2 separate regions of the Homo sapiens genome follow, and region 1 is linked to region 2. Evidence: chromatin contacts called from ENCODE Hi-C or POLR2A ChIA-PET data. All regions are on one chromosome and are shown on one strand. The core of a region is the stretch at or near the end of the contact, and the rest is flanking DNA. Distances in the headings are between cores, read along the strand shown. Region 1 overlaps ARHGAP10 (Rho GTPase activating protein 10). Region 2 has its middle 20 kb from the start of TMEM184C-DT.

Region 1 (4,248 bases), core at 1,117-3,616, 140 kb after region 2:
GCCATCAGGACACATGCGTTAGGTTCCAGCAGCAGCCAGTGCATCTGGGGGGCCAGATGTCAGCTTTCCTCCAGACTGTAGACTTTCTTGAATTTGTGAATTAGTATCTTACTCATTTTGATTCTCGTCCTTTAGCATAAGAAACATAACTTGTAATCATGCTTTGAGAGTAATTGGGAAGTGTCTTTTTTTCTCGTTATGTTCATTAAGAATTTATGTTTAAATTCTTTCCCAGAAGGTGACAGGAACACAGCTGTAGCTCACATGCCTTTTCCCGCTTGCTCCATAAAGTTTACTTCTAGTTCCTATCAAAGACTAAGAGCCTTGGACTAAAGTCAGGGGACCTGAATTTAATTCTTCTTCACTGGTTAGGGCGTGGCTATAGGAAAATTGAGCAGGTCTTATTCTTTTGCGTCCAACTTCCCCTGTCTACCTCTTAGGGGAACTAATAAGGTTCTGCAGCATTTGAAAATGGCTTGATGAGGTTATTTGAAACTGCAGTCTAGGTAAATGGTTCATCTAACCAGTTGAGCTTTTGTATAACATCAGAGAGTCAAGGGATGACATTGGGTGGAGGATCTACAGAAAGAATAAAACCCACTAGGTCAGATTATTTATATTTCCAGATATTTTATATTTTATTTTACAAAAATGACCTTTTGAGCATTTCGAGAAGTGTGTATTTAAGTGATTTCTATTTTTAATTGCCCTGCACGGTGTCTCCTGTTTGCATTACATTCTTGGAAGATTTCAATATGTAATTTTGATGGCTTGATGCTTTGAAGTCTTCCATAAATATTTAGAGTTTTGAGGCCTATGCGACCTGAAGGCTTACTGCTGAATTCAATTAGGTAGCAATCTGCAAATATTTAGCACCTATAATTTGCTAAATACTGGAATTAGATACGGATTTATAATGGGGTAGAGGCCCTTGCCCTTGAGTTTACTGTCCTGTAGTTGAAATTACTTCAATCTAAGGAACATTTTTGAACTCCTTCCTGCACTGTGCTAAATTCTTGAAGAAACAAAGGATATAGACACATACCTGTGACAAGGTTAAACATTTAGTGACAAGTATTCTAACTTTTCCAGGGACAAGGGTTTGTATGTTAGAGTGGAGGAGGTTTGTGAAAGTTTTGGAACTCACTGGTGATAAGGAGTAGAACCTTATCATATTGGAAACCAGAAGAAACCAGAACACTCGAGTGTTTGAAGAGACTAGTTTGGCTGGAATGGTGGTTTTTCAGGGAGTAGTAGACTGGGATGGATGGAGAGGTCAGTTTTAGATTATGGAGGGCCATAAAAACAAGGTTAGGAATGTGGACTTTATCTTGTGGAGAGTTACTGAAGGCTTTTCAGCAGAAGGCTGACATAATAGCAAAGAGATGGTTTAGAGACAGTATCGCACATTTGTGTGTAGGGTGAAGTTGGGGATAGCGCTAGGGGTGGGGAGGAACTCCAGAGAGAAGAGCCAGTCATTTTAGTGGTGGATTTGGAGATTATTCACTCAATTCAATGAATTCTTTGTTCAAATGGCTTTTTTAGTTTTCTTTTTAAAGTACTTTCTTTTCTTAAAATAACCAGTGTCTTCTTTAAATGCAGTTTAAACTTTTGTAAGCCTTCGTGATGTCTATGTAGTTTCAGTTGCTTATGATTCATACAGGTAGATAGCACAGTTGCCAGAAACAGCAATAAACCATATATGCTTTTCTCATAAATTTTACGTTAGGCAGTCTTGAGAAAATGTATCTTGTTCTTTAGAGAAAATTTTTTAAAACTAACAGTCCTTACAGTTATTAAGCACTAATACAGTGATATAAAATGCTCTGTAGTGAACTTAAATTGTCTAGCTGTGTGTGTGTGTGTGTGTGTGTGTGTGTGTGTGAAGCTAAAGGGGCCCTCATTAATGAGTCTGCTGTTACTAAACATGCATGGAAAAGGATGTAAAGGGCCTTGTTAGTGGCAGAGCCTGGACAAGAATTTAGGTCTTCCGACTTGGTTTTGGTACTTCTAGCCTTGGCATTTTAATGGTTTTTGCTTTGTTCCTCTTAGGAAAAACATAAAAGTTCTCTTTGGCTGTCTTTATGTTTACTGTTTCAGAGAAATATTCTTTTGGGGAAATTTCTTAAGTTGCCATTACATTAAACCCACTGAGATTTGGAAGACTAAAAATAATTTTCCTATTTTGTAAACTTGAGCCTTGGTTTCCTTTTTTTTTGTAAAATGGGACTGATACAGAAAGCCTTGAGGAATAAATAAAATGGTGTGAAAGTGTTTTGAAACACAAATGTAAAATGGTTGTGTAGACACTACTGCTGGTTCAGCCAACATTCCTTTTCCCCTCTGACAATCCAGATTTCATTCAAGTGTCTGCATCCTTTTCAGATGACTCAGGGGAAGGCATTTCAGGGTAATTCTGATTAATCTAACTCAGTGGTTCTCAATCGTAGCTGCTCAATAAAATCACCTGGGGGAACTGTTAAAGCAGTCAGGGTTAAGAAACTATAAGTCCGTTATGATAAACCCATTTTCTGGGTTGGTAATTATTAGAAGAATGAGGTTGTATCCCAGTTCTGACCAAGGAGACGTGACAGGAAGTCTGGGTACTGCAGGGGGAGGCTTCCTTTTGTCATAGGAGACGCGAAGAAGGATGGTTTTCTACTTTTCTGTATTCTCTCATGATGCCTGGGACTGCTACCCACTATCTTGGGCCTGAGGGTAAGTGGCATAGCGCGCTAACTGAATCTGGGTTCTTGATGCTGTTGGGAGACCTGTGGGATTTTCTATGCTTTGAATGTCTTGTTAAATGACATAAGACAGTTTTGAGTTGGGTTTTCTGCTACTTAATGCCCTAGGTTTTTTATTTATTATTATTTTTAGATTTTTAAAATTTTATTTGAGATGTGAGTCTCGCCCTGTTGCCTAGGCTAGAATGCAGTGGTGCAATCTTGGCTCAGGGCAACCTCCGTCTCCCGGGTTCAAGTGATTCTTGTGCCTTAGCCTCCCAAGTAGCTGGGATTACGGGCACGCGCCACCATGCCCAGCTAATTTTTGTACTTTTTTTTTTTTTTTTTGTAAAGACAGGGTTTCACTGTGGTTGGTCTTGAACTCCTGGCCTCATGTGATCCGTCCACCTCGGCCTCCCAAAGTGCTGGGATTACAGGTGTCAGCCACTGCGCCTGGCCTTAATGGCCTAATTTTGATAAAGTGGTGTAATTGTAAATTTTGTGATTATGCTCCCATCAAGTGGAATTTAGAGAGATACAGAAAATAAAATGCTATTTTAAAAAGTTAATAAATTGCAGGGTAATTTTTTCCCGAATGGAAAGGAATACTCATCTACACTCTTTGCCTTGAAGAAGTTACCATAGAGCCCCTACAATTTGGGGCATCACCTGGGATAAGTCCAACTGTCACTTGGGGCTTTATTACAGTGGCTGGTCTCCAGTGTGAATGTAGACCGGCTGTGAAAATAATTACAATCAGACTTGAGCCAGGGTGGGGACCCAGACAGGCTTGAAAAGCTTGAAATGCTTTACTCACTGCAGGTGGTCTTTGACTCCATTTAGAGTTGTTCCTATTTAGAGCTTCCCACCAGGCCACCAGCTGAGCCATGGTTATTTAGAACAGATTTTTTACTAGCCAGTCAGCAATCTAATGTTCTCAGTGTCTTTTTGTCACATTGCCTTTCTCTGTCCTCCCATCTGCTGGGGTTCCTTTGACCAGCTCCTTGTCGCTGTGTTGTTGTTGTTTTTTTTTTTTTTGAGGGGACTAGGGTACATTGTAGACTTTTGGATAAAGAATACAGAGAGGAGGGTATTTTTGTGTTTAATCTTTAAAATAGCTGATGGAATATAATATAGAAGATTAAGAGCATAAGCTGAGGTACTAGCCTGGCTGGGTTCATACCCAAGCTCAACCACCTGCTAACAGGGGATCCTTGCTCAAGCTGCTTAGCTTTTCTATATCTGTGTTCTCGTCAGTAAAATAGAAATTGTAGGGCTGGGCGCGGTGGCTCACGGCTATAATCCCAGCACTTTGGGAGGCCGAGGCGGGCGGATCACGAGGTCAGGAGATCGAGACCATCCTGGCTAACACGGTGAAACCCCATCTCTACTAAAAATAAAAAATAAATTAGCCGGGCGTAGTGGAGGGCACCTGTAGTCCCAGCTACTCGGGAGGCTGAGGCAGGAGAATGGCGTGGACCCAGGAGGTGGAGCTTTCAGCGAGCAGAGATCGCGTCACTGC
Region 2 (3,721 bases), core at 49-2,548:
CTCAGGGAAAGGAGAGAGTTGTGAGTGAGAAGGATGAGTAGGCACCGTGCAGAAGCAGCACTGGGCATGTTTACTGTGACTGTAAACAGAAAGATGGCCTGAGGACAGGATAGCAGGAACCAGGCCATATTATAGAGGCCTGGGGATGCCAAGAGCTATGGTTTGAATATGTGTCCCCTCCAAAACTCATATTGAAATTTAATCCATTGTGGCAGGATTGAGAGGTGGGGCCTTAGGGAGGTGATTAGATCATGAGGGCTCCATCCTTATCAAGGAATTAATCCGTTCATGGATTAAGGGGTGAATGGAGTAATGGGTTATCACAGGAGTGGACTCCTGACTTTATAAGAAGAGAAAGACCTGAGCTAGCACATTCAGCCCCTTGCCAAGTAATGCCCTGCACCACCTTGAGACTCTGCAGAGAGTCTTCATCAGCAAGAAGGCCCTCACCATATGCAGTCCCTTGACCCTGAACTTCTGAGCTTCTATAACTGTAAGAAATACGTTCTTTTTCTTTATAAATTATTCAGTTTCAGTTATTCTGTTATAAACATAAGATTATTGATTAAGACACCAGGTAAAAAATATGGAGTTCATCTGAATATATATGTGGAGCAAATGCAGGCTGTGAAAGTAGAAAATTGACATGATCAGAATAAGATTTTATCAGATTCATCCGGCAGTAGAGGGCAGGATTGCTTGAAGTAAAGAGAATAGTTAGTAGACTCCTGACAGGCTATGCCTATGGTAATAAAGATCTAACCCAGAATAATGAACAGGAAGGTGTAAACTACATTACAAAGCAAGAGTTGTCAAATCTGAGTCACTGATGGGTCAGAGAGGAGAAAGAATAAAGAAAGCTCCTTTACTGTACCTGGATAATGGGGAAAATGGAAACATGAACAAGAAACTAGAAAGTTGTACATAAGAAAATGACTAAAATAACTCAATATATCATCATTTCCCTAAAAATTATACATTGGGAAGATTTTTCTGAATGATGTGGAATTATGGATGTGTTCCCCCTTGGTGGACAAAAGTAACTCAAACCTTTCGGTGAGGAGCTATCTCTCCTCCACTCTCCTCAGCCCTCTCCATGACCTTATAGAACTAAAGCCAATAGTTACTGAGTGTAGAAGATATCTGCTGTTTCTGCCTGCTAAACATCCCCTCCCCCTGCACCTGGAAACACCATTTGTATTTCTTGTAGAGATTGCATTCCATGCAGCACAGGTGCAGTTGGACCCATTCTACCCCGCCCCCATCAATCTCCTCCTACCCCTTGTCCAGCTACAAAAAAGGGCACATAGCCCAGACCTGGCCAATTTGTTTACCCCATGCCATGTGCATAGCACAGTGATTCAGAAAGAGGTATGTGGCTGGAGCCAAGCCAATCACTATCCATGAAATTATTCTAGAGAAGTAACAGGAAGCACTTCTTTCTGCAACAATTAAAGTCCATATTAGGAGGTAGGAGCTCAAAATTAACACTGAAAGATTACAGAATGAGATGCAGACTAGGAAAGGGCCTGGCTAAAACTGGAGAAGAGAAACTCTCTCAGGCCTGCCTCTCTGTAGACCAGTCTGTTCCACTGTAGGAAACCTAACTGCTGACAATCCCCAATTTGTTGTCGGTGTCAGGGAAATCTGAGACAACACGTGTACCCAGCCACACTATGAACCCCTAGACCCAGCCACATCTGAACTTGGCTGAGCTTCTGAACTTTCCAACTACGTCAACAAATTTTTTTTCTTTAAGGAAATAAAATTAAATTTGGATCACTTGCTACCAAAAAAAAATGTTTAATGTAGCTAGCTTTACTAGCTTGTTATCAAAATGTGTTCTGCTTGTGCCCACAGCTCAATCTTAAAAATCACATTCCTGAAGTTCTTCCTTCCTTGACCACCCCAAGTATGTTACTCCTCCCCTCTCTCTGCCTTCCATGCCTAGTTTGTTTGCAGTTACCTTGAGGAACTTGTAAAAGGTTGCTCTAGTTGCACACCCTCCTATGTGAGGCCAATAACAAAGGAAGATCTCCAAAACACCTTCCAAAAAAGCAAAGCCACAAATGGCCAAGCCCAGATGACAATCACAGTCCCAGCTAATATCTTTATTGCATCCGAGTAAATACCTGGCAGAGAAGCCAGCCATGCCGTGCCCCAACATCTGACCTACAGAAACTGTTAGATAATAAATATGGGTTACTTTAATCCATTAAGTTTCTGGTAATTTGTGACTTAGCAATAGAAAACTTATAGAGGACAGATGCAACAACTTGTCCCTCACCTCGGAAGGGATATTTTCACACGCCCAAAATGAGTAGGCCCTTAGAAAATTGGAATGGAGACAAATTGGCAGATTCCAGTGAAGTTGGGGACCTGAACCTCTAAATTTGGTTGAGCCTTCTTTGTCAAGAGAAGCAGCTCTTCCAACTGTGTTTAAGGAAGTTAGTACACCTTGGTCTGAAGAACTTTCCTGGTATACTGCGGAGGAAGGTATCAAGCCTTAGGAAGATTGGACTTGGAGCTCCATCCTCAAACACAAATACAAAAGCCTTTAAAGAGACTATTGAACCAGCTATTCCAAACACATCAGGTTAAATAACTGTTAAAATAAAATAAAACAAAATAAAAAATGGTGTGAGTGTGTGTGTGCGCGTGAGCGTGCATGCACATGCACACATTTCCTGGTGATTCTGCTTCTCTGGCTCAATCTATAGTGGTAAAGTTGAGGACATTGTCACTAATCCATGTTCAAAGTGCATCCACCTTACCCCAAGGCTTGATGTTCTCATAATGTACCTTCCTTAAAGTGTCATTTTCTACCTGCCTGGGAAAGGCACAAGTCACATCTATCTTTCTCAATTTGGTTCAAGAATTTCAGGACATATTAGGCAATTTTAATAAAATCACTATGAGTTATCATCAATCTGTCCTTTATATATACAAAGAATGTTGACCGGGCACGGTGGCTCATGTCTGTAATCCCAGCACTTTGGGAGGCCAAGGTGGGTGGATCACGAGGTCAGGAGTTCAAGACCAGCCTGGCCAAGATGGTGAAACCCCGTCTCTACTAAAAATACAAAAAAATTAGCCGGGCATGGTGGCGGGCACCGGTAATCCCAGCTACTTGGGAGTTTGAGGCAGAGAATTGCTTGAACCCGGGAGGCAGAGGTTGCAGTGAGCCGAGATCACACCACTGCACTCCAGCCTGGGAGACAGAGCGAGACTCTATCTCAAAAAAAAAAATGTTGCAAGAAAATCTAAAATTTGTTTCCTTTAAAAACATTGTATAAAGTCAAGTGCAGTGGCATGCACCCGTAGTCCCAACTACTTTGGAGGCTGAGGTGGGAGGATCTCATGAGCCCAGAAGTTCAAGGCCAGCCTGGGAAACATAGCAAGCCCTGTCTCAAAAAGATTATTATCACTATTATTATTATATATTTTCTCAAAGTGTTGCCTTGATGTTTCCCTTTATTTTGTGTCCTTTTGTTTAAGAATGCAAAATATCTAAGATTGCAAAATATCTAAGATTGCTATCATTTCGGCTTGTGAAAGAAACACAAACTAGCTATAGCAGTTAGGGTTAAATCAGAGAAGCAAAGCCACTAGATTATTATGGGAATAAAAGATTTATTATAGGAATTTAGATCTCACACAAATGTGAGAGCAGCTGAGAAAGTGAAAGTCAGAGAATTTAAGAAAGAGTCATAAATGAATC

What was found. Hi-C counts contacts between places; a loop is a spot of excess contacts on that map. ChIA-PET counts read pairs that join two places held with the same protein, here RNA polymerase II (POLR2A). Pooled maps may share reads with other maps.
Region 1: a loop to region 2 is called in a pooled map, with 2.5 times the contacts of the local background. The contact joins two enhancer-like sites. A Hi-C loop is called at or near these places in 1 of 168 maps with a recorded cell type or tissue (vagina) and 2 of 50 pooled maps. POLR2A ChIA-PET finds 5 or more read pairs at or near these places in 3 of 52 experiments (AG04450, H1 and K562).

What each region holds. Positions count from the first base shown.
Region 1 is chr4:147,734,270-147,738,517 of GRCh38, forward strand. All of the region lies in intron 1 of ARHGAP10 (Rho GTPase activating protein 10), which reads left to right. Among named protein-coding and RNA genes, the nearest start is that of ARHGAP10, 4.3 kb to the left of the region's middle. RefSeq lists an enhancer at 3,789-4,248. Within about 2 kb of position 2,367, at least 3 of the 41 ENCODE cell types and tissues checked have a DNase peak (open chromatin) inside an H3K27ac peak, as active enhancers do.
Region 2 is chr4:147,595,838-147,599,558 of GRCh38, forward strand. No RefSeq gene overlaps it. Among named protein-coding and RNA genes, the nearest start is that of TMEM184C-DT, 20 kb to the right of the region's middle. Within about 2 kb of position 1,299, at least 3 of the 41 ENCODE cell types and tissues checked have a DNase peak (open chromatin) inside an H3K27ac peak, as active enhancers do.